2 separate regions of the Homo sapiens genome follow, and region 2 is linked to region 1. Evidence: read pairs that join two places in POLR2A ChIA-PET (ENCODE). Cell type or tissue: HepG2. All regions are shown on one strand. Each heading gives the region's core, and the rest is flanking DNA. Links, peaks and the distances in the headings are about the cores only.

What was found. Peaks named below come from ENCODE experiments on the same cell type or tissue, not always from the same donor. Only the 100,000 strongest peaks of a DNase experiment are listed, where the experiment ranks them.
Region 2: POLR2A ChIA-PET joins it to region 1 with 11 read pairs; 29 of 35 experiments call an interaction of 5 or more read pairs at or near these places.

Annotation. Positions count from the first base shown.
Region 1 is chr14:35,345,760-35,350,145 of GRCh38, reverse strand. No RefSeq gene overlaps it. Among named protein-coding and RNA genes, the nearest start is that of PSMA6, 56 kb to the right of the region's middle. RefSeq lists an enhancer at 2,522-3,066. In HepG2, for the core only: no CTCF peak of the experiment used is centred there; a DNase peak (open chromatin) is centred at 2,405; H3K4me3 peaks cover 860 bases.
Region 2 is chr14:35,395,678-35,400,063 of GRCh38, reverse strand. No RefSeq gene overlaps it. Among named protein-coding and RNA genes, the nearest start is that of NFKBIA, 6.9 kb to the left of the region's middle. In HepG2, for the core only: no CTCF peak of the experiment used is centred there; a DNase peak (open chromatin) is centred at 2,553; H3K4me3 peaks cover 317 bases.

The DNA of each region.
Region 1 (4,386 bases), core at 285-4,284:
AAGTCCGGCAGCAGAGGGTCAGGAAAGCCTGAGGGCCCAAGGCCCTGAAGTCATGGGCTGGGGGTCTACCTTGCAGGGAGGCTGAGTGGAGGAAACTCAAGGAGAGCGGGCCGTGAGCCTGGAGAGGAAGCAGGAGGTTAGAAGTAAACCACATTGACTGTGGGGCTATCAGCATAGCAAAACATTGCAAATGCCCTCACTTTCCATCAATGTGGAAAAGGCTAAATACATACGAGTATCCACACGATGAGGAGGCTGAACAGAAAGATGAGAATTTGTATTATGTATTGATGTGAAACGATATCCAAGTTAAATAAAATAATTTTCTTGTTGGTAGGGTTGCTTCGAATTTTCTTTTTTTTTGAGACAAGGTCTCCCTTTGTCACCAAAGCTGCAGTGCAGTGGCATGTTCATGGCTCACTGCAGCCTTGACCTCCTGGGCTCAAGCTATCCTCCCATCTTAGCCTCCCAAGTAGCTGGAACTACACCTGGCTAATTTTTTAATTTTTTATAGAGACGAGCTCTCCTTATGTTGCCCAGGCAGGTCTTGAACTCCTGGGCTCAAGTGATCCTTCTGCCTCAGCCTCCCAAAGTGCTGGGATTACAGGCAGCAGGCACTAGGCCTGGCCCCCATCCCCCCAATATTTTTTTAAATAATAATTTGCATGTTTTTTAAAGGAAGAATATTTACGTATTTGCTTGAATGTGCATAAAATGCCTTTGGAAGGATTCACAAAAACCCATTTCAGAGAGTGTTTATTTAATGGGTAGACTCAACTGGGGAAGATGAGAAAGTTCTGGACATGGATGTTGGCGATGGTTGCACACAATGCGAATAGACTTAATGCCCCTGGACTGTACACTTAAAAATGGCTAAAATGGGCTGGGCGCAGTGGCTCACGCCTGTAATCCCAGCACTTTGGGAGGCCGAGGAGGGTGGATCACCTGAGGTCAGGATTTAGAGACCAGCCTGACCAACAAGGTGGAACCCCCCTCTCTACTAAAAATACAAAAAATTAGCCAGGCATGGTGGCAGGCGCCTGTAGTCCCAGCTACTTGGGAGGCTGAGACAGAACTTGAACCTGGGAGGCGGAAGGTGCAGTGAGCCGACATCATGCCACTGCACCCCAGCCTGTGCGACAGAGACTCCATCTCAAAAAAAAAAAAAAAAAAAAGCCGGTGCAGTGGCTCAAGCCTGTAGACCCAGAACTTTGGGAGGCCAAAGCAGGCAGATCACCTGAGGTCGGGAGTTCGAGACCAGCCTGACCAACATGGAGAAACCCTGTCTCTACTAAAAAAAAAATTACAAAATTAGCCAGGCATGGTGGCACATGCCTGTAATCCCAGCTACTTGGGAGGCTGAGGCAGGAGAATCGCTTGAACCCAGGAGGCGGAGGATGCAGTGAGGCGAGATTGCACCATGGCACTCCAGCCTGGGCATCAGGAGCGAAACTCCGTCTAAAAAAAAAGAAAAAAGAAAAATGGCTAAAATGGTAAATTTTATGCTATATACATTTAACCACAATTTTTAAAAACCCACCAAAAACTATTTTGACAGTTGCCTGTGGGGAGAACTGGATGGTTGAGAGAGGGAAAGAGGCTTTTCACTGCATATCCTTTTGTACACATTGAAATATTTTCAAAAAATAAGTAAATGAAATTAAACATACAAGAAGCAGTTGTTGTACCTGAGCGAGTTAGAGAAAACGCCACACTTTGAGACGAATTAAGAGTCCGTTTATTTAGTTGGTGGCCAAGAGACAGCTAACACTCAAAATTCTCTCGGCCTGAAGAAGGGGCTAGATTTTCTTTTATACTTTGGTTTAGAAAAGGGAGGGGGGGTCTAGTTAAAACAATTTTACAGAAATAAAGTAGGCAAGAAGTTAAAAGGATAAATGGTTACAGGAAAGTAAACAGTTCCAGGTGCAGGGGCGTTAAGACCATTACAAGGTGATAGACTTGGGGCTTTGGGCATTATCAATCAGACGAATTCCTGAGAATTGCGGATATTGCTCGCCACAGTATCTTATCAGTTAATTGCATTCTTGGATGTGCTGGGAGTCAGCTTGCACAAGTTAAGTCCTCGAGGAAGGGGCTGCCAGTGAAAAAGCCAAGATGGAGTCTGTCTGGCTCTCTTAGCTAAGGGAGAGTCAATTCAGGTGGAAACAAGGCTGGGTGATTAAAGGAAAGGGAGAGTCTAAAAACAGGATTGGTAAAAATGAGGTTGGGCATTACACAGTAAGCAGGTAAGGCTCAAGGACAAGCTAAGCTTTGCTCAGCCTGCAGCTGAGAGGCAGCATGGGGGAGTGGCTGGCTCATTTACAATGACACTATTTACAAAACCACGAGGGGCGTAGAAGTAGGGATTGTGCAGCAATGCGGGGCGGATGCGAGCAAGAGGAACACTGCGCACCAGCACCTGCACCAGAAACCCGCACCAGAACCCTGTGGGACAGAGGCTGCCTGAGTGGGGCCGTGACCTTCCTTTTAGGTCCAACCCAGCCTGGGCGACCCTGCGGGGAGGACTGCAGGGGAATGAATGCAGACTCCCCACCCCCTCCTCCCTTTGATCTCCCACTAGGCTCTTCACTGGCCATGACCAAAAGGCGGCCAGAGGGCAAGGGTGGCGTCCATGCAGTGCACACAGCAGCTCCTCCAGGGCACAAAGCTGGAGGAGAGGAGGGATGACCTCTGGTCACGCCTGTGGGCTGAGGGGCCAGCCTGCCTGGGTGCACAGCCCAGGTCTACCATTGACTACCTGGGTATCCTTAGGCATCAAGATCTGGAACACCCAGCAATAATCATATTGATCCTAGAGGCTGTTATGAGAATGAAATTTGTTAATTCATGTGAAGTGTTTAGGACAGCGCCCCGCACATGATAAACCCCAGACACATGAATTGTGACTGACTGTGTGAAACCTAAAAGCTTTCTATGGCTTCTGCGGAGGCAGGGCCCATTGGGTCCATTCCGAGAGAGGGGAGGAGGAAGCCAGCAGTGGGTGCTAAGTTCAGGCTGGCACGTGGGAACAACAGTAACACCGAGGCATTGAGAATCTGTAAGTATCAAGACTGTGTGGGATCTGCTGTGTCCATTGTCCTTAAACCCTCATCATGCAAGCAGGCTGGGGGCAGTCGACCCTGTCTAACAGAGGAGGGGACTAAAGCTCAGAGGGGTGAAGCTCCCTGCCCAAGGCCACACAGCCAACAAAGCTGGACTCCAAGCCCCGCACTCTCACTGCTGCACCCCTCCCAGCTGCTAAATGTTCTTTTAGAAACTCAGAGCATGTTGGGCGAGGTGGCTCATGCCTGGAACCCCAGCGCTTTGGGAGGCTAAAGTGGGAGGATTAGCTTGAGGCCACGAGTTTGAGACCAGCCTAGGCAACATAGTGAAACCCTGTGTCTACAAAAATAAAATAAAAACAAGAAACTCAGAGCCCATGAAAGATTTATAAGTTGCAATATAAAAAATTAGAATTGAGGCTGGGCATGGTGGCTCACTCCTGTAATACCAGCACTTTGGGAAGCCAAGGCGGGCAGATCACTTAAGGTCAGGAGTTCGAGACCAGCCTGGCCAACATGGTGAAACCACATCTCTACAAAAATACAAAAATTAGCCAGGCATGGTGGCACGTGCCTGCAATCCCAGCTACTCCAGAGGCTGAGGCATGAGAATCTCTTGAACCCAGGAGGCAGAGGTTGCAGTGAGCCAAATTAAGCCACTGCACTCCAGCCTGAGCGACAGAGCAAGACTCTGTCTCAAAAAATAAAAATTTAATTTAATTTAAAAATTAGAATTGAGACTATCCTCTATTTAGCAGAATTTTCTCCAAGCTTCTTATCAGATATCTTAGCACTTACACAGAGGGTAAATTCTCATTTCAGATTATGTTCTATGGAGAAGAGTCTTTAAGTGTCAAAAATGTCAAATCCATTAACTTTAAAATGCAACTTTAAAGAGGATTGCAGGCAATTTTATAAAAAATTAAAAATAATAAATCTATGTTTAAAAGTAATGCATTTTTCAGAAAAATATCAGTGCCATGGTATTTAGAGTCAGATATGGTTAAGAAAGTGATTAGGCCGGGCGAGGTGGCTCACGCCTATAATCCCAGCACTTTGGGAGGCCAAGGCGGGTGAATCACCTGAGGTCTGGAGTTCAAGATCAGCCTGGCCAACATGGTGAAACCCCATCTCTACTAAAAATACAAAAAATTAGCTGGGCATGGTGGCCGGCGCCTGTAATCCCAGCTACTAGGGAGGCCGAGGCAGGAGAATTGCTTGAACTCGGTGGGCAGAGGTTACAGTGAGCCGAGATCATGCTATTGCACTCCAGCCTGGGTAACAAGAGCAAAACGTCATCTCAAAAAAGAAAAAAAGAAAGAAA
Region 2 (4,386 bases), core at 296-4,295, 50 kb before region 1:
AAGGAGCCAGTATTTAGTGGTCTTCCACATATAAGGAGTGTTACTACAGACTGGTTAAAGCCAATTCTGCCCCAATTCTTTCTCTTTCTTTTTTTTTTTTTTTTTTTTTTTTTGAGATGGAGTCTTGCTCTGTCGCCCAGGCTGGAGTACAGTGGCATGATCTCAGCTCACTGCAACCTCCACCTCCCGGGTTCTAGCGATTCTCTGTGCCTCAGCCTCCCGAGTAGCTGGGATTACAGGTGCCTGCCACCACGCCTGGCTAATTTTTATATTTTTAGTAGAGACAGGGTTTCACCATGTTGCCCAGGCTGGTCTTGAACTCCTGACCTCAGGTGATCTGCCCACCTCAGCCTCCCAAAGTGCTGGAATTTCAGGCGTGAGTCACCGCGCCCAGCTCTGCTCCATTTCTGTAGCCTTAGTCCATCCGGAACCCAGCACTGGCGGTCCCTCTACCAGTCTTATTCTCTGTCAAAGTGCCCGGGTTCTTCCCTGAAATTCCTTGTCCATCCCCAAGCACCTCAACACAGGTGTTAAATGACCTACCACAGGAATTAGGTCAGTTAGGTTCAGCTCTCAGCTAAGTGGGAGAGGTAAGATGGGAGTGGGGTGATATCCCCACCCTCATTCTCAAAAGAACAAAGGTTGGAAACTTGGCTCCCCAATTTTGGAACGATGCCCTTAGTACTTTCTACTCAGTCAAATGTGACTCTTCTTCCCTCTGTAAAGGGGTTAAATTTGTGCCAATTCACCCATACGCTGTCTCTAGTTCTGTGCTAGGTTGTAGAAACAGGACAAAGCTGTGCGCCACCCCCTCATCCCCAGCCTCCTTAGAGCCCAGCTCTTGCATAGGGGCGTCACCCTCCATGGTCAAGCAAGGGTGGGCCCCTTCTCACCCACTTGGGCCCAGTCTCCCACCTTTCTAGGCTTCAGCTTTTCTTCTTTCTAGGTCCTAAACCTTGGAAAAGGTTCTGTCATCTGCATAAATCTCGAGGTAGCTGGGCCCAGTTAAGCACTGAAGGCTGCCCCGGTTCCTTACTCTCTAGCTCTTCTCCCCATTTCTCATCCCCCCCCCCACCTTTTTTTTGTGTGTGTGTGATAGGGTCTCACTCTCTTGCCCAGGCTGGAGTGCAGTGGCATGATCTCGGCTCACTGTAACCTCCGCCTCCTGGGTTCAAGCAATTCTCCTGCCTCAGCCTCCCGAGTAGCTGGGACTACAGGTGCACACCACTACACCCGGCTAATTTTTATATTTTTAGTGGAGATGGGGTTTCGCCGTGTTGGCCAGGCTGGTCTCGAACTCCTGACCTCAAGTGATCCACCTGCCTTGGCCTCCCACAGTCCTGGGATTACAGGTGTGACCCACCACACCCAGCCCTCCCTGCTTTTCTTTTCTTTTTGTTTTAAATTTATTATCTTTCTGTCCTGCCTGTTGGTTGGGTGACTGGAGCCTGGAGTTCCCTAAAGGAAAATTTTAGAAGGGAAACATTCTAATCTGTAGAAAATCTTCAAATTCCTAAGCAAACAAGAGCAAAAGATCTCAAAGTAAACAGGCCAGCAGACGGAGAGTCTTCTTTAATGCACTTTGATTTCCTCCAAGAAGTTACAGATTGTGTGGGGACAGGTAGGACTAAGAGTGCCTAGAGAAAGGGGAAGTGATATGAGGGGGAAATAATATATCACATCAGCAACTTCCTTGAATTCAGTTCCTTGATTCCTTCTGCCTGCCTTATCCATCAGGATACATTTCCTGTAGCGGCCACGTGTACCAAGTCCTTCCAGAAAGTAAGGATTTTTCTTTAAAGAGGGAACAAACTAGTCTGAGCAATCTGAAGACCTTCCCCTGGGGCCTGGAAATTCAGAAGGCTGGGAGCTTGGGTGGATTTGCATGGAAAGTTCAGTTGCTACTGGAAGTGATTAAGTGGTGACAGAATTGAGTCTGTCAGATGGGTCTTCCTTCCCCAAGACTTCCCACCCCCGTACCCACCCACTCCCCCACCCCCAGCTTTCTGCCAGATTTTCATTAACTTGCCTTAAGTGTAGCTGAAATTTCATTTGGCAAGAAAAGTCTGAGTTGTGGAACTCCAGTCTGAAACATGCCCAAGAAACATTCCCCAACCTCTGGTGCCTGGACAAGAATATCCTAGGCTGTTTCCCCATTGAAAGAGAGCATTACAGAAACTGAAACTGGACCTCACCTGTGTTTCCCTCCTAGAGAAGTACGACTCTCCAACCCATTCCTTCATTTGCATCAAAAAGAACTATTCTCCAGGCCTCCTGCCAAGGGCAGGAATAAGAGGAATAAGTCATGGCCTCTGCCCCTAAGAGCTCCTTGCTTAGGTGGAGAGGGAGACAGACAACTGCATGGAAAGGCGTGATGAGATGAAAGCCCATAGCACGGGAGCTGAGCCCAGGCACCAGCGCGGAGTGCAGGTGGGAGAGACGGGACCCGAGCTCATATTCCAGTTAGCTATTTACCTGCCAGTACTATATTATCTTATCCCATGCCCCAAGTGACTGTGGCAGGCACCCTTTTCACAGGGGGCAGGAAGTATGACCCAGCATCAGCCAATCTGAGTCATTGACAAGTAGGACTGGACTCTGAACACTGACATGAAAATAGGGCCAAGGCCCACAAACCGGCCAGCAATCCAGGTAAGTGTGACCAGGTGCGGGGGCTCATGCCTATAATCCCAGCACTTTGAGAAGCTGAGGCAGGAGGATCATTTGAGCCCAGGAGGTCAAGACCAGCCTGGGAAATATAGGGAGAGCCCATCTCTACAAAAAAAAATACATTAAGGCCAGGCACGGTGGCTCACACCTGTAATCCCAGCACTTTGGGAGGCTGAGACAGGCGGATCACCAGAGGTCAGGAGTTTGAGATCAGCCTGGCCAACATGGTGAAACCCCATCTCTACTAAAAATACAAAAAGTAGCCAGGCCTGGTGGTACGTGCCTGTAATCCCAGCTACTTGGGAGACTGAGGCAGGAGAATCACTTGAATCCAGAAGGCAGAGGTTGCAGTGAGTGGAGATCGTGCCATTGCACTCCAGCCTGGGCAACAAGAGTGAAACTCTGTCTCAAAAAACAAAAAAGAAAGAAAGAAAGAAAGTCAGCCTGGGTCACACAGCCAGTAAATGGCAGAGCCAGGCTCTAGGTATATATTCCTAACCTGGGGATAAAGCAGCTTCCAGGCCAGGCACACTGGCTCACTCCTGTTATCCGAGCACTTTGGAAGTCTGAGGTGTGCAGACTGCTTGAGCCCAGGAGTTCGAGACCAGCCTGGACAACACAGTGAAACCCCATCTCTGCAAAAATACAAAAAATTAGCTGGGAGTGGTGGTGCGCACCTGCAGTCCCAGCTTTCATGCACGTCCGTGTGAAGAGACCACCAAACAGGCTTTGTGTGAGCAAAATGGCTGTTTATTTCACCTGGGTGCAGGCGGGCTGAGTCCGAAAAGAGAGTCAGCGAAGGGAGATAGGGGTGGGGCCGTTTTATAGGATTTGGGAAGGTAATGGAAAATTACAGTCAAAGGGGGTTGTTCTCTGGTGGGCAGGGGTGGATCTCACAAAGTACATTCTCAAGGGTGGGGAGAATTACAAAGAACCTTCTTAAGGGTGGGGGAGACTACAAAGTACCTTCTTAAGGGTGGGGGAGATTACAAAGTACATTGATCAGTTAGGGTGGGGCAGGAACAAATCACAATGGTGGAATGTCATCAGTTGAGGCTGTTTTTACTTCTTTTGTGGATCTTCAGTTACTTCAGGCCATCTGGATGTATACGTGCAAGTCACAGGGGATGCGACGGCCTGGCCTGGGCTCAGAGGCCTGACACCAGCTACTCAGGAGGCTGAGGCGGTAAGATTGCTTGAGCCCAGGAGGTGGAGGTTGCAGTGAGCCAAGATGGTGCCAGCCCGGGCAACAGAGCAAAGCCCAGTCAGGGAAAAAAAAAAAAAAAAAAAAGCAGCAGCTACCAAGCACACACAGGAATTAACAAAAGTGTTTTCAGGTCATCAATCGTCAATATGTTCCTTATGTATCTGTTGCTATACTACCAAAACTGGGCAAATATTACAAAGGATGGTTTGAATTTCTGATGTTTTATGTTAATGGAAATACTGTCTCATGGAAACTATATAATAATGCAGAAAATGCAAGTTCTGAGACCTCAGGAGACCCCAGTAAACTGAACAATCCTGTGGGACTCAGACAGGTATCCTACTTCATCTTCTCTGAAATCTTTTTTTTTTTTTTTGAGACAGAGTCTCACTCTGTCGCCCAGCCTGGAGTGCAGCGGAGCGATCTCGGCTCACTGCAAACTCCGCCTCCTGGGTTCACGCCCTTCTCCTGCCTCAGCCTCCGGAATTGCTGGGACTACAGGTGCCCAC